Regions from separate parts of the Mus musculus genome. Here region 2 is linked to region 1. Evidence: chromatin loops called from intact Hi-C (ENCODE). Cell type or tissue: left cerebral cortex. All regions are shown on one strand. Links, peaks and the distances in the headings refer to the core of each region. The heading gives the core; the rest is flanking DNA.

The links. Hi-C counts contacts between places; a loop is a spot of excess contacts. Peaks named below come from ENCODE experiments on the same cell type or tissue, not always from the same donor. Only the 100,000 strongest peaks of a DNase experiment are listed, where the experiment ranks them.
Region 2: it touches region 1 in a loop (2.3-fold over the local background); 3 of 42 quality-filtered maps call a loop at or near these places.

Annotation. Positions count from the first base shown.
Region 1 is chr12:118,925,777-118,936,130 of GRCm38, forward strand. Abcb5 (ATP-binding cassette, sub-family B (MDR/TAP), member 5) reads right to left here. Exons shown (of 28, transcript NM_029961.2): 9 at 10,171-10,348; 10 at 6,719-6,832; 11 at 6,075-6,185; 12 at 2,912-3,037; 13 at 1,446-1,649. Among named protein-coding and RNA genes, the nearest start is that of Abcb5, 35 kb to the right of the region's middle. In left cerebral cortex, for the core only: a CTCF peak has its summit at 4,963 (motif pointing right); DNase peaks (open chromatin) are centred at 4,967, 5,519 and 5,704.
Region 2 is chr12:118,976,373-118,986,726 of GRCm38, forward strand. No RefSeq gene overlaps it. Among named protein-coding and RNA genes, the nearest start is that of Abcb5, 15 kb to the left of the region's middle. In left cerebral cortex, for the core only: no CTCF peak of the experiment used is centred there; DNase peaks (open chromatin) are centred at 4,510 and 8,704; H3K27ac peaks cover 1,076 bases.

The DNA.
Region 1 (10,354 bases), core at 1,574-9,573:
GAAGACTTGTGAGAGCTTTAAATTTTTTTTTATAACTTTCACCACTATTTAAAAATTTAGTTGATTTGTAAGAATACTTGGGCTCATTATTTGCTTTTTCTCTGAATTTGTTTGGTAGTTTGTGTCTTTGAAGGAGTTGACCCTCCCTCTTCCAAGCTGTTAAATCCATAGGCACAAGGGGTTCATAGTTTCCCTTAAGGTCAACTTTTCAGTGACTGTGAGGTCAAGAATGGCTTTTGCTGCTGATTCTCTGTCTTTCTGTCTCTGTCCTCCTCCCTCCTCCCTCCCTTCATTCTTCTCCCCCCTCTCTTTCTCCTTTTCTTACTCCCTCTTCTTCTCCCCTTTCTCATCCCCCCCCCCCGCCACCCCCCAGTGACTATGCCTGTGAATATTGGCATTCATCACACTAACCTTTAGTTTCTCCTTTTATTCTTTGGATTACAGCATTGTGACTTACTATTAAATTTACCGCAAAGGGCATCTTTGTTTATACATGTTCTTTTAGTAAAGTAAATACCAACTTGCAGAGTCAGGTTGAAATGCTCTTGAATTCTAAGTGAGAGGCGGGAGAGCACTGTGCATTTGAGGAAATTCACTGAAAGGAATAAAAGACCAACAAAGGGCAATGTGCTGCTTCTCAGCCAAGGAAAGGAACCTTCAAGCCCCGAGTGATCTTGCTGGCCTGCATGCTATGTTAATCACTATGTTAAATCACGGCATAATAAACATTATTTTAAAAAAAAGTTATTTTTTGTTACAATGTACACAGTGTGGTTTTTAAGTGTGTCCTTCAAAATTAACGCTTTTTATTATTGTGACCCTCTGGAGTGATGGGTTGCAGATATAATTTAACTTCAAGTGTAAGTTTTTTTTATCTTATTGGATACAACCACAATTATCAGGTGGCTCTAATGAACTTAAACTTCAGGAAAGATAGGTAAATGGTTTAAAAACTATCACCCTATGTTCATTAATACTTGTCTTGCTTCCAAGAATTTCAAATTTTATCACATCTTTTTACAGTTCTACATTTTTAATACAGTGTTCGTTCCTTGAACTTTTAGAAGAACCTCATCTTAGCACATCAGTCCTGACAGCGTGTGAGCATGCCATTTTTACTACTAACCACTAGATGGAGGTACAAACCAACATTCTCAGCTTGCGCTCCCGATTTTTCTCAAGTTTCTTTGTCCTGCTTTAACATAGATATTCTTTTCTTTTTCGGGTACAGTGACATGCAGAAAAATTAAACTTACCTCTCGCAATTGGCCTTTTACTGACGTCTTCCTTCTTTTGGACTTTAGCACGTTCCTCGGTCTGCAGATGCTGCATCTAAAATACTCTCCACATGAACCCACTGTGTAATGTGAATTGGCCTAGCTGGGCTGTGCGGAGCCCTCAGGTACTCTGGCTGGATTTTGAGAACCCAGGCAGCACAATCTCACCTTAGGAAAGGCCATTATGAAGTCGTAGGCGTTTGCCTCCCTCGCTGCCTGTTCCATTTCCTTTTCACCCACACCTTCGCGCCCAAACTTAATATTGTTACCGATGGTGGTCCCAAACAGAACTGGCTCTTGTCTGACCACTCCAATTTGCTCTCGGTAATGTCGCACGTTTTGGGCTCGGATGTCATTCTCATCTACGGTGATCTGCCATACCAAAGAACCAAGCAGGCTATGATGCTGTCCAAGGTGTTGGCTTCCAACTGTCTTCTTAATCCAAAGAATAAACTGAGAAGTAGTATCTCAGCCAGGACTCGCTATATTTTAGTAAACATATTTATGGTATGGATAACACCAATAGTTCCCCCCCCCCCCCGGAAGATTGGAACTAACAAATCTTCAAGAAATTTTAATTAACTTAAAATCCCATGAAACCACAAACTAAGTATTAATAAGGTTGTTAATAAGACACACATACACAAACACTGTAGATGCTACAAATGTTATATAGACAGACGCCATCAACTTTGTTTTAAGACTGATGGTGTCGATAAGGTTCTAGCCTTTTTTATTTCTCAATACTTTATTCAGTCCCCAAAGGTAAAAGTTCCTTCTCTGTCTTCTTAGGTAGCTCAACATATTCCAGAGACAGAGTTGGATGTGGCCATGAGAGACTCCATTCCTCACAGCCCTGGCATTTGTGTGAGAATCAGCACTTCTTTACACTGACTGATTCGGTAATTTATTTAGTCACCATTAGCATAAACTCCGGCCTACAAAGTTCTGAACAAGTTTTCTTTTAAAGACAATGTTGTAAGTGTTAACTAGAAACATTAAGAATTAGTATTTTTTTTCTTTTTGTGTACATGTGTACATGTTAATGTGTGTGCATGCCGTGTGTATAGAAAACAGTGTTTGGGTATGTACGCACATGTGCATAGGAACCAGTGTTTGGGTATATGCACATGTGTGTGCATAGGGACCTGTACTTGGGATGTTCACATGTGTGCATAGGAATCAGTGTTTGGGTATGTGCACATATGTGCATAGGGACCAGTGTTTGGGTATGTGCACATGTGTGTGTATAGGGACCAGTGTTTGGGATGTTCATATGTGTGCATAGGGACCAGTGTTTGGGATGTTCATATGCGTGCATAGGGAACAGTGTTTGGGATGTGCACACACATGTGCATAGGGACCAGTGGTTGGGTCGCTTCCTGGATCAATTTCCTCCTTAATTTTTGAGATAGGATCTCTTAGGGAACCTGGAGTGCACCCATTCATCCACCCTTGCTGACCAGCCAGCCTCAGAGATCCAGTTCTCTGGCACTGGGATTGCAGATGTGCAACTCACAAGTTTTATGTAGGTGCTGGGGATACAGCACTTCTCGATGTCACAGCAAGCTCTGAAACACTGAGCCATCTTCCCAGCCCCTTCTGCATGGTTTTCCCCCACAGTCTGCACTTACACAGCCGTCCTCTGGGTCATACAGCCTCTGCAGAAGCTGCACTGTCGTACTCTTGCCACTGCCACTGGGACCAACCAAGGCTACTGTCTCTCCAGCCTTAATCTTCAGATTGAGACCTTTCAGAACCTGTTAGATGCACAGGAATGACACAGTTAGGAATGACAGACAGTTATATAATACAGTCAGAAAATTAATCTGTAATTATAAACAGAAAAATTCTTAGGTGGCACATGAAAACAATTTAGATCTTATATTTATTTGTATAATACCCCATTTATACCTATAGTAATACACAGTTTGGGAGTACAGTATTTAAACATTTCTTTATACATAGAAGAGATCTAATTTAGGAGTTATCTAGGCACAGAAAACTCTTCCCATATTTTTAATAGCATATTTTAATTGTACAAAATTATAATGGGTTTCTTTATGACATTACCATAAGTATGGTATGTATATCTTGATCACATTCATCCTTCATTGCTTTCTCTTTCCCTCTTTCCTCTCTCTTCCTTCTCCCTTCCTTGTTCCATGTGCACACTGTATGTGCACATGATGTGTGTTTGCATGTGTGCAGGTATACATGTATGTATGTGTACATACACATAGAGGCTCCATGTTCACAACAGGAGTTTTCCTCAATTGCTTTCCACCTTATATATTGAGGCAAGGTTTCTCTCTGAGCCTAGTTTTCAGTGAGTCTGGGTTGGTTAGCATTTTGGGGGGATTCTATCTCTGCCTCCCATATTCTGGGATTATGAGTGGGCTGCCATAACTACCAGGTTTTAAGTGAGTGCTGGAGATCTGGACCCTCGGCCTCATGTTTGAGTAGTGGGTACCTTACTTGCTCACTACCAAGCAAATCATCTACCAAGCCTGCAAACTTCACATTTTTAACTGAAATACCTTACACGAATCTTAAAACAACCAAATTAATGTTTTATTTTTTAATTTGTAGCAAGTGGAATCTTGACAAATAATTGAGTTACTTAGGAAAGTTCCCCTTTAGAATAGGTCTAATATTTTTACAAGGTACATTCCAAATAGTGAGTTGGGAGTGGAAAGCCAAGTCTTGAAAGCTAAGCTGTTCTTGACTTTCACCTGTGCAAAGTGGCATGTCCCCTTCTCTCCCAAACAGATACACAAATTAGTTAAAGGCAATTGTTTACCCAGGTATGCTAGCCAGGAGTTTGCTTGGGGTACTAGTGAAAACCCAGCTTCAAAATAAAGAAACAAATAAGAATTGTTTAGAACCCAGAGAGCGTGGCCCGGGGCATTATTGGCATAACTGGTGCTCAGGGTCCCAGAACCCAGCTTAAATGTATATCCAAAATGCAGTCTAAAATGCTGTGTTAGGAGAAAAGGCAAAAACCCAGACAACGATGGTGACAAACAAGTCATAAAGCAAAAGACTCTGAGGAGAGAATTTCAGTAAAAAACGCCAGTCAGAGAAAAACAGAGAAAGAAGTGGGTGCATTATTTTTAATGCAAATTCTATACGGCACATTAGAAGTTGATAGCATTAGCAATCTCATTTGTTTCACATAAAATTTTGTCCCCACTTCTTATATCCTAATTACGTATTTTGTTAGTAGCTGCCTTTTGTAATCCTTAACAATTCTCCTTTTGAGGGTGGGTAGCAGAGGAAGCAAATGCATTAATTAAATATAAATACAAATATAAGGACAATTTAATAGGAACAGCAGACATATTTTCCCAAGAATTATTTGTTTTTAAAAGATTAGTATGTTGAGTGCACTCCAAGAGAGCATGGGCTGGGCATTAACAATTAAAGGCCGAGTGATTCGAATGGGACAGACTGTGTTTTGATAAATGTGTGTCTGTGCACGGGCACAGGTATGTACGTGTGCCTGTGTGTGTGAATGAGAGTGTGGAAAGTGAGAGGAAGGGTATCTAAGATACAATTGCACATGCAGTAGAAGTCCTAAAGGTAGGAGAGGGAAGGCTTAACAGGAACTCATCTGAAGGTTGGAAACTCCCATATTCAAATAAATTAAATACAGCTGGATAATATCCCGGCATCACCAGTAGGTGGCAGCATTAATCCAAGACATTTTAGTGTGCTTAGAAAAGGAGCATGGAGGAAACATTGGCAGTTAAAAATGACTATCGGTCCAATACAGGAGAGAGGAAGGAAAATATAAATCACGGTTGCAGATAACACGTGTTATAAGGTATGCTCTTGTATTCTCAATTGTTAATTGCTGGGTTGGCAGCGCCAGGCTAGCAGGATCTGTAAATATTTGTTGCTTTCTCACCCAACCCAAGAGAAAAAGCAAGCTGTGAAAGGGAAGGTCACACATACTATTCCCCGCCCCCACCGCCCCCTCCCAGGCCAACTGGACGAAAAGGAGGGGGATTTTAGCATAATAAAGAGCTTGCGGTTGGATCTGGGGCAGAAGGGCTGGCAGGAGGATTGGCAGGAGGACTGGTTGGAGGACTGGTTGGAGGACAGGGAGAGAGAAAGAAAGGTAGCAAGGCCCTGAGGTAGAGCTGAGAAAGAGTCAAATGACTGGAGATGTCAGTTTAAATTATGGGCTAGCTGTGAGACTGCCCAGCAAACAGGCTAACAGCCTTATGCTATACAGATGTCTCCACAGCTTTATTATTAAACCACAAGCCCCGCAATATCCAGATATATTTGCTCACTGCTTGTCAGATATTGGCCTACTTGCTTCTTTAAGGAAGTAGACAAAATCTGGGTCAAAATCATCCGAAAGAAGGGACTGGGCAAGTACTTGGCATGCAAGTCTGAGGATTGCAGTTTAACTCCAGAGCATTCATAGGGATTCTGGAAGGGGTGGAGGCAGCTATCTGTAATCCCAGTGTGGGAAACAGCAACAGGAGATCCCTTAGCAAACTGGCTAGCAAACTAACCAAACTGTAGAGCTTCCAGTTCATGTGAGAGACACTTCCTTAATATGTAAGGTGGAGGCTGATCACAGAGGACACCAAATGTTGATCTCTGGCCTCCACAGGTACATGCACACATGTATATGCACACTCCCACAGGTTAACGAGCATATAGTCACATATCACACATACATAAATAAAAGAATCTTTAAAAAAAGTTCCCACAACAGAAGATTCTGGCCTGAAGACAATGTCAGAAAATGGAAGAATGAAACTGAATTTAACATACCTTGGCAGAAGGTCTTGATGGATAGCTGAAAGAAACATTTTTAAATTCTATGTTTCCTTCTATACATTCAGGTACAAATCCAGCTGTTGAAAAGTTATCTATATTGGGTTTCTTGGAAAAACAAAGAGATTGTTATACATCTTTAAAGGGTTAAGCTTCTATCCCAGAATAGTTTAGAGATGGACCCTAAAGTTCTTTTAAAATCTCCTTCCTGTTTTAGAAGTACATGAAACTAGACATGAAATTTTGTCTTTGTTTCTTTCTCTTTCTTCCTTTCTTTTTTTTCTTTCTTTGTTTATTTTGTTTTATTGCTTTTTGTTTTCTTTGAGACATGGTTTTTCTGTGTAGCCCTGGCTGGAACTTGTTCTGAAGACCAGGCTAGCCTCAAACTCACAGAAATCCACTTGCTTCTGCCTCTTGAGTGCTGGGATTAAAGGTGTATGCCACTACCACTAGACAGACATGAAGTTTTCAATAAAAAATCATTCCCCCACAAAAGTTAACCACAATCTTTCACTCTATAACCAAATAACCAATGTGTAGGTTTTACCCACCCTGTGGTTTTCCGGAGTTGAATGTTCCTATCTTTCAGGTTCCTTCTTAGAGTAAGGACAGATATCTTTCAATGCAGTGAGAGCTCCTACCTTATCAATAACCTGGAAAATATTAAAGGCAGCTCCTCTGGCTACTGTGAAGGTTTCCAGGTGAGGGGCTACAGATCCAATGCAGTAACTACTATGGATCACACTGAAGAAAACCTACAGGGACAAAGTAAACAATAGTCACCTTGTAGTGAAGTAAGAAAGACAATGGGATTGGGAGGTGTGTTTGGCCTGTGCTCATGGACTATGAGAGGACTTACATAAGAATATGGAAGACAACCACTCTGGAAGTCAGTCTGGCGGTTTCTTAGAAAATTGGACATAGTACTACCGGAAGATCCAGCAATACCTCTCCTGGGCATATATCCAGAAGATGTTCCAACTGGTAATAAGAACACATGCTCCACTATGTTCATAGCAGCCCTATTTATAATAGCCAGAACCTAGAAAGAACCCAGATGCCCCTCAACAGAGGAATGGATACAGAAAATGTGGTACATTTACACAATGGAGTACTACTCAGCTATTAAAGAATGAATTTATAAAATTCTTGGGCAAATGGATGTATCTGGAGGATATCATCCTTAGTGAGGTAACCCAATCACAAAAGAAGTCGTTAGATATGCACTCACTGATAAGTGGATATTAGCCCAGAAACATAGAGTACCGAAGATACAATTCGCAAAACACAAGAAAATTAAGAAGAGAGAAGACCAACGTGTGGATACTTCATTCCTCCTTAGAATAGGGAACAAAATACCCATAAAAGGAGTTACAGAGACGAAGTTTAGAGCTAAAACGAAAGGATGGACTATCCAGAGACTACCCCACCTGGGGATCCATCCCATAATCAGCCACCAAACCCAGACACTATTGCATATGCCAGCAAGATTTTGCTGAAGGGCCCCTGATATAGCTGTCTCGTGTGAGGCTATGCCAGTGCCTGGCAAATATAGAAGTGGATGCTCACAGTCATCTATAGGATGAAACACAGGGCCCCCAATGGAGGAGCTAGAGAAAGCACCCAAGGAGCTGAAGGGGTCTGCAACCCTTTAGGTGGAACAACATTATGAACTAACCAGTACCCCAGAGCTCGTGTCTCTAGCTGCATATGTAGCAGAAGATGGCCTAGTTGGCCATCATTGGGAAGAGAGGCCCCTTGGTTTTGCAAACTTTATATGCCCCAGTACAGGGGAATGCCAGGGCCAGGAAGTGGGAGTGAGTGGGTAGGGGAGCAGGGCGGGGGGGAGGGTATAGGGGACTTTTGGGATAGCATTTGAAATGTAAATAAAGAAAATATCTAATAAAAAGAATCAAAACAAAACAAAACAAAACAACAAGATGGAAGACAGGATGAAGACTGTAAGGGAAACACAGGCTGCCCCAGCAGTCTTGGCCTATTCTCAGGATGACACTCCAATTCGCGAGTTTGTGTCTCTCCAGCTGCAGCAACATTTGAGTTGTCTGAACCATGCTGGCCCACAGGAAGCGGCCCACAAGCTGAGTGTGCTCCTATGGACCCTTTCCCTCTACTATGGACAACACTGGGAGATTTAGCAGGAGAGTAATTGAAGTGATAGTACAGAGACATTGTATTGCTTCCATCCTGCTTTTAAAACTTCTCTGTTACCCACTGTCCTTATTTAGGCAAATGCCTCTGCAGGAAAAGGTCAAATAAGGAATGAATTCTACAATGGCATGCACTCTTCTCTGTCCTTCAATATGTGGGAACTAAAGAGTAAAAATATCAGGTCCTAGTTCTTCATATGAGATGAATGAACAGCCCAGAGCCTTAACTATGAAAGTCTCAAATTAAAAAGATCCATTTAACTGAAAGAAGAGACATCTATCTAAGATGGAAAGACCAAACAAAAATGGAAGCAGTAGAGAAGGTCCCTTTGCTTACCACAACAGATCTCTTTAAGCCTGAGCTGATGTGTCTGATGTAGAGACTTGAGATTAGTGGAATGATTTACAATTTCATACATAACTGTAGCAGTTTAAAAGACTCTGGATTGCAAGATTGGAAAGGGTTGCATGAAGCTTTCTTTCTCTTCTTCTTCTTCTTCTTCTTCTTCTTCTTCTTCTTCTTCTTCTTCTTCTTCTTCTTCTTCTTCTTCTTCTTCTTCTTCTCCTTCTCCTCCTCCTCCTCCTCCTCCTCCTCCTCCTCCTCCTCCTCCTCCTCCTCCTCCTTCTCCTTCTTCTCCTTCTTCCTTAATATTTCTGTGTATGTGTCTCTGAGTGGGTGTTTTTGCACACCAATGCAGATGTCAGAGGAGGCCAGAGGACATTGGGTCCCCTGGAGTTGGAGCTGAAGATGAATGCAGTGTGAACCATTCCCATCCAACCTGGGTGCTGGAACTGAACTTGGCTCCTCTGCAAAAGCAGTGCCTACTTGACCACTGAGCCACCTCTCTAGCCTAAACTCAGCTAAATGCTGGAAAGGATAGAGGTATAACAGATGGATCCAGCTACTGTAGGACTTTTCAGTTAGCAGCATCTTTGTGGACTGTGATCGCAACCCAGGAAACCCGAGAGGACATGCTTTACTACAAATTGGCTATTTTCAGTGCTAGATTAAGAAGACTGTATCTATTAGTGAGGAATTCAATTATGGTTATTCTAAAAGAACAATGCTTGCCACAATGAGGACACAAAACATGTTAGATGAATAAGCCTTTTTACACACTCACTCACACACACACACACACACACACACACACACACACACACACACACATTAGAATTTAAAAGTACATGCAAATCGTGAGAAGGTAATCATCCTTATTCAAAGTAAGTTTTGGAGCAGAGACTGAAGGAAAGGCCATCCAGAGACTGTCCTGCCCTCACCCCCCACCCTACCTAGGGATCCATCCCATATACAGTCACCAAACCCAGACACTATTGTGGATGCTAACAAGTGCTTGCTGACAGAAGCCTGATAGAGCTGTCTCCTGAGAGGCTCTGCCAGTGCCTGACAAATATAGAGGTGGATGCTCTCAGCCAACCATTGGACTGAGCACAGGGTCCCCAATGGAAGAGCTAGAGAAAAGGAGCTGAAGGGGTTTACAGCCCTATAGGAGGAAAACCAATATGAACCAACCCCAGAGCTTCCAGGGACTAAACCACCAACCAAAGAGTACACATGGAGGGACCCATGACTCCAGCTGCATATGTAGCAGAGGATGGCCTTGTTGGACATTAGTGCGAGAAGAGGCCCTTGATCCTGTAAAGGCTAGATGCCCCAGTGTAGGGGAATGCTAGGACAGGGAAGCAGGAGTGGGTGGGTAGGTGAGCAGGATAGGGGGGAGGGATGAGATGGGGGTTTTTCGGAGGTGAAACCAGGAAAGGGGATAACATTTGAAATGTAAATAAAGAAAATATCTAGAAAAACAAAACAAAACAAAACAAACAAACAAAAAAAACCCCAAACTAAACTCTAGATAAGGAAAGATGATCTAACCCTGCCATCTTTGTTTCCAAATAAGACTTACAGCAAGAATAGTTCCGATGGTGTAACCAGGCTCTCCGCCAAAAATCAAGGAGGTTCCATACCAAAAAGCCAGTCCATAGGCTCCATTCATAAAGAAGTAGACTGCTCCAAGAGACAGCTTTGAAGCCGTAGCCCTCTTTATGCCAGCGTCCTTTGCGTCCTTTAAGTGCTGTGTATACCTTACA
Region 2 (10,354 bases), core at 1,334-9,333, 50 kb after region 1:
GATGGTTAGTATACGGAAATCCATCAACATAATCCATTATATAAACAAACTCAAAGCCAAAAACCACATGATCATCTCCTTAGATGTGGAGAGAGCATTTGACAAAATCAACACTCATTCATGATAAAAGTCTTGGGAAGATCAGGAATTCAAGGCCCATACCTAAACATGACAAGAGCAATCTACAGAAAACCAGTAGCCAACATCAAAGTAAATGGTGAGAAGCTGGAAGCAATCTCACTAAAATCAGGGACTAGACAAGGCTGCCCACTTTCTCCCTACCTCTTCAACATAGTACTTGAAGTCCTAGCCAGAGCAATTCGACAACAAAAGGAGATCAAGGGGATACAAATTAGAAAAGATGAAGTCAAAATATCATTTTTTGCAGATGATATGATAGTATATATAAGTGACCCTAAAAATTCCCCCAGAGAACTCCTAGACCTGTTAAACAGCTTCAGTGAAGTAACTGGATATAAATTTAACTCAAGTCAATGGCCTTTCTCTACACAAAGGATAAACAGGCTGAGAGAGAAATTAGGGAAACAACACCCTTCTCAATAGTCACAAATAATATAAAATATCTTGGCGTGACTCTAACTAAGGAAGTGAAAGATCTGTATGATAAGAACTTCAAGTCTCTGAAGAAAGAAATTGAAGAAGATCTCAGAAGATGGAAAGATCTCCCATGCTCATGGATTCACAGGATCAATATAGTAAAAATGGCTATCTTACCAAAAGCAATCTACAGATTCAATGCAATCCCCATCAAAATTCCAACTCAATTCTTCAACGAATTAGAAAGAGCAATCTGCAAATTCATCTGGAATAACAAAAAACCTAGGATAACAAAATCTCTCCTCAAGGATAATAGCACCTCTGGTAGAATCACCATGCCTGACCTAAAGCTGTACTACAGAGCAATTGTGATAAAAACTGCATGGTACTGGTATAGAGACAGACAAGTAGACCAATGGAATAGAATTGAAGACCCAGAGATGAACCCACATACCTATGGTCATTTGATCTTTGACAAGGGAGCTAAAACCATCCAGTGGAAGAAAGACTGCATTTTCAACAAATGGTGCTGGCACAACTGGCAGTTATCATGTAGAAGAATACAAATTGATCCATTCCTATCTCCTTGTACTAAGATCAAATCTAAGTGGATCAAGGAACTCCACATAAAACCAGAGACAGTGAAACTTAGAGAGGAGAAAGTGGGGAAAAGCCTCGAAGATATGGGCACGGGGGAAAAATTTCTGAATAGAACAGCAATGGCTTGTGTTGTAAGATTGAGAATCGACAAATGGGACCTCATAAAATTGCCAAGCTTCTATAAGGCAAAAGACACCGTCAATAAGACAAAAAGGCCACCAACAGATTGGGAAAGTATCTTTACCTATCCTAAATCAGATAGGGGACTAATATCCAATATATACAATGAAAATCAAATAATCCCATTAAAAATGGGGCTCAGAGCTAAACAAAGACTTCTCAGCTGAGGAATACTGAATGGGTGAGAAGCACCTGAAAAAATGTTCAACATCCTTAATCACCAGGGAAATGCAAATCAAAACAACCCTTAGATTCCACCTCATACCAGCCAGAATGGCCAAGATCAAAAATTCAGGTGACAACAGATGCTGGCGAGGATGTGGAGAAAGAGGAACACTCCTCCATTATTGGTGGAATTGCAAGCTTCTACAACCACTCTGGAAATCAGTCTGATGGTTCCTCAGAAAATTGGACATAGTACTACTGGAGGATCCCGCAATACCTCTCCTGGGCATATATCCAAAAGATATTCCAACCAGTAAGAAGGACAAATGCTCAACTATGTTCATAGCAGCCTTATTTGTAGTAGCCAGAAGCTGGAAAGAACCCAGATGCACCTCAACAGAGGAATGGATATATAAAATGTGGTACATTTACACAATGGAGTACTACTCAGCTATTAAAAAGAATGAATTTATGAAATTCCTAGGCAAATGGATGAACCTGGAGGGCATCACCCTGAGTGAGGTAACCCAATCACAAAAGAACTCACATGATATGTACTCACTGATAAGTGGATATTAGCCCAGAAACTTAGAATACCCAAGATACAAAATATAATTTGTAAAACACATGAAACTCAAGAAGAACGAAGACGAAAGTGTGAACACTTTGCTCCTTCTTAGAATTGGGAATAAAACATCCATGGAAGGAGTTACAGAGAGAAAGATTGGAGCTGAGACGAAAGGATGTACCGTCTAGAGACTGCCATACTTGGGTGTCCATCCCATAATCAGCTTCCAAATGCTGACACCATTACACACACTAGCAAGATGTTGCTTAAAGGACCCTGATATAACTGTCTCTTGCTAGGCTATGCCATGCCCTAGCAAACACATAAGTGGAGGCTCACAGTCAACTATTGGATGGATCAAAGGGCCCCCAATGGAGGAGCTAGAGAAAGTAACCAAGGAGCTAAAGGGGTCTGCAACCCTATAGGTGGAACAACAATATGAACTAACCAGTACCCCCCAGAGCTGGTGTCTCTAGCTGCATATGTAGCAGAAGATGACCTTGTTGTCCATCAGTGGAAAGAGAGGCCCATTGATCTTGCAAACTTTATATGCCTCAGTACATGAGAATTCCAGGGCCAAGAAGTGGGAGTGGGAAGGGGGAGGGTAGTGTGTGTGTGGGAGGGCTTGGGGGACTTATGGGGTAGCATTGGAAATGTAAGTGAAGAATTACCTAATTAATAAAAAAAAAGAAAAAAATGTACAATTAAAAGAAGGTGGTAATGAATCAGCACAAAAAAAAAAAAAAAAAGATGTGAGTTCTGTAGGTCCACTAGTGTAGTCTTTTGGATAATAAACACTGGCTTTTTATAGTACCTATTTATATAATATTTGAGTACACACAATTGTTAATTCAAATCCTTATTAACTTATGCAAATTCCCTTAATGGCAATTAAATAGTTTCTCTTTCAAGTGAAATGGAAGATTCAAGGATTCAGTCAGTGTGTGTCCTGTCAGCAGTAAGTGGTGCTCTACCATTGCCAATACTTCACAGATAGGGAGGATCTGCATCAACACTCGCAACCTCCTTCTGCTCTTCTCATCTCAGCCCAACAGTCCCTTGATCAGCCTCCTCTTTCTGCTCTTCTCCCCTGAGTTTGGAGGCTAAGCCATCCTTTCATTTGATGATTCCTTACTCTCCTACTTATTTTTTTAAAAGGACGCTTGAAGGTCCTCGAAGAGGTTACTCACTGAGAACTGGGAGTGTGGTCTTCTAGATTTCTTTGGAAGGCAAGAGCTCCCAGGAGAAGATATTTGTTTCTTAGGAAGATGGGCCAGGCAAGTTCATAGGAATCAGGAGTTTCAGGAGTCATTATTCAGTCTAGTGAAGACCATTGTGAATGGCTGGCCTGGAACATTACTGGATAATGGGTGATAGTACTCAATGTATGGCTAAGCAGAATTCAGATGAATTGTGTTGTAGGGTGTCTATTGGTCAATGCTGGAAGCCTGAGCTAGAGTCTTTCTGGTCATTTGGGATGACTGCTTTGGTCAAAGACTACTGGTACTGTAAGACATCTGAAAGCCTTCAAACTCCAGGGTTGTTGGCTGGCATCTGCTCAGCTACTGGGCATGCCCCCTTGGGGGAGGTGGAACAAGGAGAGTTTGACTGCACTTATCTCACACCTCCACCGGGGTGGGTGCTGGGGCATAGGGAAGTGCTGAGGCACAGCTCTGGGAGTGGGAAAACTCAGTCTTAGGTGTAAAATTGGTGGAGCTGGTTCAAGGGTCCCCCAGCCTGTGACAAGGCTGGAGTCATGGTTTCTTAGACTCTTGGACATCCAGGTGCTGCTTGAAGTCATGGAAGAGCAGAGAAAAGATTGTGTATGTGTATGTGGGGTTGTGGGCTTGGGATAGCATCTAGTCTGGGGTCAGGGCAGAAGGGGAGCTCTGGCTTGTCCCATCCCAGATGATTGTCCTTAGCTTGGCGGAGGCAGGCTTGGTGGAGGTTGTGGCTGGGATTGCAGGGAGGCCTTCTACAGGAGATTAGGATGAGGTTCTGTAGGGAAAGGCCTTCTCCATGGCTCTCCATGGTGGATCTTGGTGAAAAGATTCAGTTCATGGTTCTAAAGAGTTTATTGTCATGGTAGAAAGTGGATGTGTGAAATCATACCCCACTTCTCAGGGTGGGCCTGAGATTACATGCCTTTTGCAGGGAGGAATTTCTGAGAAGGGAAGCTTATTGGCTAAGCCCTTAGGGCCTTTAAGTACCTCAATAGCATGGAGAACTCTGTTTTGAGCCTAGGTTTATTTCATATGTTTATTTTACATGAGAAGCAAGGCATGTGTTCCAAGTCAGGAGTCTGGCAGAAAGATGGGAGTCACCTAAGTGTCAGGTTTATGCCCACTGAGTCTCTGGGTCTCAACCTGCTCTACCTTACCATACTTCCTGGCACAGTTTTATGTCCCTCATCAAACCATGCCTTCCAATGTTTCCCTCAGAGATTTTGAATGAGGTCAGTTTCTGTTTCTTTGAAGCATTTCTGCCAACACCGTATGGGGAACCTAGAAATGTGTCTTGTTTAGTGCGCTAGAAGCTGCATTTAGGGACTTTCTATTTGTAGATAGGACAATGCACAGGTAGGCTATTTTTCTTTCATTGGGGTACTGAGCTGGTAATTGAGGGTTGAACACTACAACCACACTAAGTGTTCTGGAGGTAGCATTGGTAACTTGATGAGAGTTGTGATATGGACATGTCAGGTTTTCAACAGTCAGGATTTGGTCACAGTACCCTCATCAGCAACTTGAAGACACCAGTGGCAATCATATTCTCAATTTCATATGGCCATGGAGATGAGGAGTAGGATGAGGGATCTGAATATGATGTATTGCAGGGGACATAGGTCTGCTGCCAGACTTCCCAATGGTTAGAAGACTAGTTTGAATACACTCTAGAACAATCTCTTTCCATTTATGAAAATGGACAGTGGCTTGTCTGGATTATCTAGAAAATCAAAGTTTCAGCCACATTCTTATGGCTTTACTGTTCTGTCTTTGAGTGTTAGGAAAGACTTTTGCTGTTCTTCTTGCCCTTATCTCTATTCTGTTTGTATCATTACCTGTCTCTTATTTATTTGTATCACTGCATGATTTATGAAGTCTGAGTTGTGGAAATTCTAGATCTTCTGTGAATCTGAAGTTTTCCTTTTCTGGTCTCAGAAAATGTTCCATGCTAGCACTTGCTTGGATAACTCTTTCAGTGTGGTCAAAGGCTCCAGTCTCTGCATTTCACCCTGGAGATCTCTTCTGGTGGGGGAGCCATCTGCCCAATTAGTGCCCTAGTCTTTTCAGTGCATTGTGAGCTTTAGCAAGTTAGAGTTATGATGATCTGCCACCTTCCTCGTATGTTAGGTGAGCCTTCTTCAGCTCTTTATTTGGGAGTTCCCAAATCCATACTGTCTTTCATCATGTTCTCTAAGAGGTGGTTGCTGCAGATACAGCACAAGGAAGGATGTTGCTTTCAGGATATTGGTGGAAAGAGTAATCTAGAGCAACTGATTTTGAAGGTTAACTTATACCTTTGATCTTTATGTTATTCTATTTTTAACTGATCAATTTGATTTGTGATTATTTTGTCTAAAATTTTGCATCTATATGAATGAAGGATATTTATCTATAGTTTTTCTCATTACTTTTGCCAAAGTATACTATTCTTATAAAAGAATTTGGCATTCCCTGTTTTCCAGAATAAGTGTTTAGAAACTTCGTTAGAAAGTTTATAAAAAAGCAGTGTTATTTATTTTTAAAATATTTAAATAACCACCTGCTAGGCAAGATGTTCCTACTGGTACACAAGTGGTATCACTATTTTGGGGGTAACAAATTACTTTATTGCTTGGATTGGAGATCTACTCCATAGGAGAGGTTTCATGTCTGGTACTGCAATCCTAGTCAAAACCAGTGGTCCCCAGTGGTATATTTCCACAACTCAGACTCCAACTGGTATATTGCTACATGGACACAATGTTTTTGTCAAACTTGCCTTCTAAATCTTTATGTTTTTTGCCTATAAGTTAGAGCTGGTGGTAGCTTTTGTCATAGAGATGTCTTTCTGTAGTGAATGGTAGTTATTGCAGAGGCTTACAGTTGACCAAACTTCTGACTATAGCGATTGTTGAATGCTCAGCTGTAAATAAGACATTGATATTATTAAGGTTAAGGGAACATCATGAAAGATGGGCTGAAAAAAATGTGAGATCTGGAGAAAGGGGCAGAGTGCTATAGAATGCTTTCTCCTGGACATGGCCTGGCTATGACCTTTTTGATTTCACAGCAGCTGTAGAGTATATAAACCGTAGCTTATGTAGCCTATAGACCTGTATAAGATTGGGCCTGTCAACATTTTATTATCAGGGAATTTGTTGCTAAGGAGGAGGATCTTATGAAGCCTAAACAACCCTGAGGATTTATAGGTTGTTGGTGCAGGGAGAGACATTTTCTTCATTGATGCAGCCACTGGCAAGTTGCTTATGCTCCCCAAAATAATATCACTCATACTCTTGTGAACAACCCCAGTGAAATTCACTGAGTCATGGTAAATACATAATAAATAAGTAAAGACATGAATGTAGAATTGAGCTATTTGAGAAGAGGAAGGGTTTTCGTGGGAGTAGGTAGGGGTAGACTAAGAGAGAGTAATGGGATAAACATGACCAAAATACATTCTACACATTTATGAAAATGTCACAATAAGACCCACTATCATGTAGTCTTAATTATGCCAATAAAAATCTTTAAAAATGTTTCTCCAAATGTTTTTGGTTAGCTGTTGAGTCACTAAATTTTATTTTCTTTCTTTTTGTCTTTAGCTGATAAATATTTGTTAGTTATATTCACCTTGCTATGCCATAGAACCTCAGGACTTACTCTTCTTTTCAAATAGTCTTATGTAATAGTCTTTTAACCCACTGGTTAATCTTTTAATATCCTCACTGCTCTGGTCTATGGTAGCTGCTGTTCTATTTTCAACTTCTATGTTATATCCCACATATGAGTGAGATCATGTGCTGTCTTCCTTTCTGTCTTTTACTTATTTCACATAATATATTTTTCAGGTTCACTTAACATATTTTTTATGTTATAATTGAAAATTTTATTCTTTATGTCTAAATAGTATTCTATAGTATGTATACCACATCTTCTTTATCTATTTGTACATTAAGAGACAACTAGGTTCATTTCCATATCACAGCTTTTGTGAGTGATACTGTAGGAGACATGGAAGTGCAGTATGAATATATGGCTCTCATTTCTTCTAGGTAAATACCTTGAAGAATGAGTAACCTGTGTTCTAAGGTACTACCACTTTAATTTTAGTTAAAACAGTTGACTATCTATCAATCTCCATCCATCCATCCGTCTGTCCATCCATCCATCCATCCATCCATCCATCCATCCATCCATCCATCCGTCTATCCGCCCATCCATCTATCATCTAGCTATCTACCTATCATCTATCTATTATTTAACAATATAACTATCTATCTATCTATCTATCTATCTATCTATCTATCTATCATCTATCTACGTATCATTTATCTATTATCTATCATCTATTTATTTAATTACTTAACTATCATCTATCTACCTATTATCTATTATCTATCTATCATTGTACTAACAAAAGCTAAATTATTTGATGGTAAATGTCAATAATTCTGAAAACAAAGCAACTATTAAACAATTTAAAATAGTTAAAATATATTTGAGCTTGTCTTAACATAAACACTGTTGCTTTAAGAAAATATTTAAAAACATTTATAGTTTGATTAACATAAAATTTGCTTGATTTTTGCAGAATTATTGGTTTATAATATCAAACAGTCTTAATGTAAAACATTTTATTTTTAATTTTAAACTATATTTGAAACATGAGTCCATTCAAGAAAAACTCTCATTTGGATTCTTTCTTATAAGTATTTATGAGAAGAAATTAAGAGCAGAATATAAGTTTCTTATAATTCAGAGGATGAAAAACTGCTAAACTATATACATTTTCAGACACAATAACATCAAAACTGTGAAGAAGAGGAAGAAGCATCAGAGAAAAACATTGTTATCTTCCACAACCTCAGATATTTGTCTGAGATAAGGCAAGGATCTGAGGTAGGGCCTGGAGGACCTTTTAGCAGGGAGCAATAGTTAGAAAGTATCATTATTTATTCTGTGTCAGAGTTTTAATTTGCATTGCCATTTCAAGAAAAATGTAAAGCTTCTATCAGACGTTCATTTTGTGATTTCATGTTTCTAGGATTGATTTTGACCACAATGATCTTTCAGCAGGCAGGTTCATGCATGGGTGCATTCTGACATCTGTAAGATGTGGCAACCAGAAAGGAATAAAAGTTACTTTAAAAAGGTTTTTGTGAAAAAAACCTCCTTAATGACTCCACAGACTTGCAGTTTCATGGCCACCAGTATCAATCAGCTCTGTTCTCAGCAGGCTCTGCTTACCACATTTCTCCTGAAGCCTAACCCCCCTCTCTAAAATCCATGGGAATAGAATGGTTAGTTTACTTTGGTTTGAGCCTAAATGAACTCTTTAAAGAATCTCTTTAAAGAAACCCATTAAGAATCCTCCCACCCTGAAAGTGTTCTGCCAAGACTAACTGAAAGCCGCAAAAGATTTAGGGTTGGTTCTAAATTGGAACCTGTGTGGGCCTTAAACTCAACAAAAATCCATCTTTATCAGAGGCTCAGAATATTAAACATAGGAACACAAAGTCATTTTCTAGACCCAAGAGAGTGTGGGACAAAACCATGAAATTCTACAAGGGAATTCCTCAAATGGAAGATATTTCTTTTTGCCTTTTTTTTCCCTTTTAAGTGAAATGAAAGAACCACAGAAATTTCTCTAGAGAAGGGTTGGGTCTTAGGGAAGAAATCCAACACCTCCACTGAGTTCTTTGTGATCTGGGCCCAGCCTCTGCATGCCTCCTGTTTCCTTAAGTGAGTGTAGTGTTGACTATCCCTTCATCTGCTTATATTAGGGGAAAAAATGCTTTGTTCTCAAAGTCTGCAATGGTAGAAATAGCTTCCATGATAAGCACTTATTCTCTGAAATATGAGAATAATTATATGGAATTTCAACAAATATTCAATATTATGATGCAAGTAATATTATAAATCACTGAGTTACTAGCCCTGTTTTTACATGAGTCTAATGATGTTTAGAAGACATGTTATTGTCTAGATAATGCAGCTATTCAAGTGGAATGGCTAAATTGCCTACTTCAAAATCTATGTTCTGATCTGTGTTCTGCTGTCTTTCTACAGATCCAAGATTCACCTTTACTGTCACAGTTTATAGGTGCTTGTAGGGATATGCTTTGCTTATCTCAGATGCAGGGAGAATTGCCCCCTATCCTCCCAGATCCATGGTTGCTCAGGTTTATTCGTTGACTCTGTGAGCAGATGCTCAAAATAGCAGATTGAGGCTGAACCTCAGGTCAAGTTGACTGATACCCTGTGTCATTTACCTCAAAGGCATCTGTATAGGGGTGGTGGAGTTATGTATGAAAGAGTTCTGGAAACCAGACAACAATGTAAAAATATTCCCAAATCACTGGGTTTCTCTCTCCTGACTCCATCTTGCTCACAGAACCTTCAGTCTTTTGTAGGTGCTAAGTAGAGTTAGACAATTGCTCATTAGCTTCTTACCAAAATATCATAAAAATGGTTCTGTAGCTTCATCTTAAAGATGAGGAAGTAATATTCTAATGTTTACTTTGTTATTTGTCATTGACTGGCTTGAGTTTTCTTCAATTTTATCTGAATCTGAATAGAGAGGTCTTAAATCAGATAGATACAGATTATGTGTGGTAGCATGTGTGTGTGTGTGTATTCATGTACATGGGCCTATACATGATTATATGCATAGCCATTCACATGTTAATATGAAGCCAGTTTAAATAAGCCAATGTTTAGAATCCAGCCTGGGCTACGTGTAATATAAAAGGAAAAGAAAGGCATAAATCTAATTTCCTTGGGAAAGGGAAATAATAGGAAATAATAATAATGTGAGGGATCACATGTGCTAGTAACATTTTCTACAATGTTAATCTTGAACTCTGGATATAAATGAACAATTAAGTTCTAGAAGCAGTGATGTTCCATTTGAGTTTATAATGGTTTCTGAGATAATTTCTAATCTAAGGAGGGAAAATTATTTTCTTTTAGATAAGTTGTAGTATTTAAACTTTTAGAGATTTTATAGTTCATTTCAAAATACTTTTAAAGAATTGTATTATAATTCTGTTCTGAAAAAAAGTATTTGATCTTC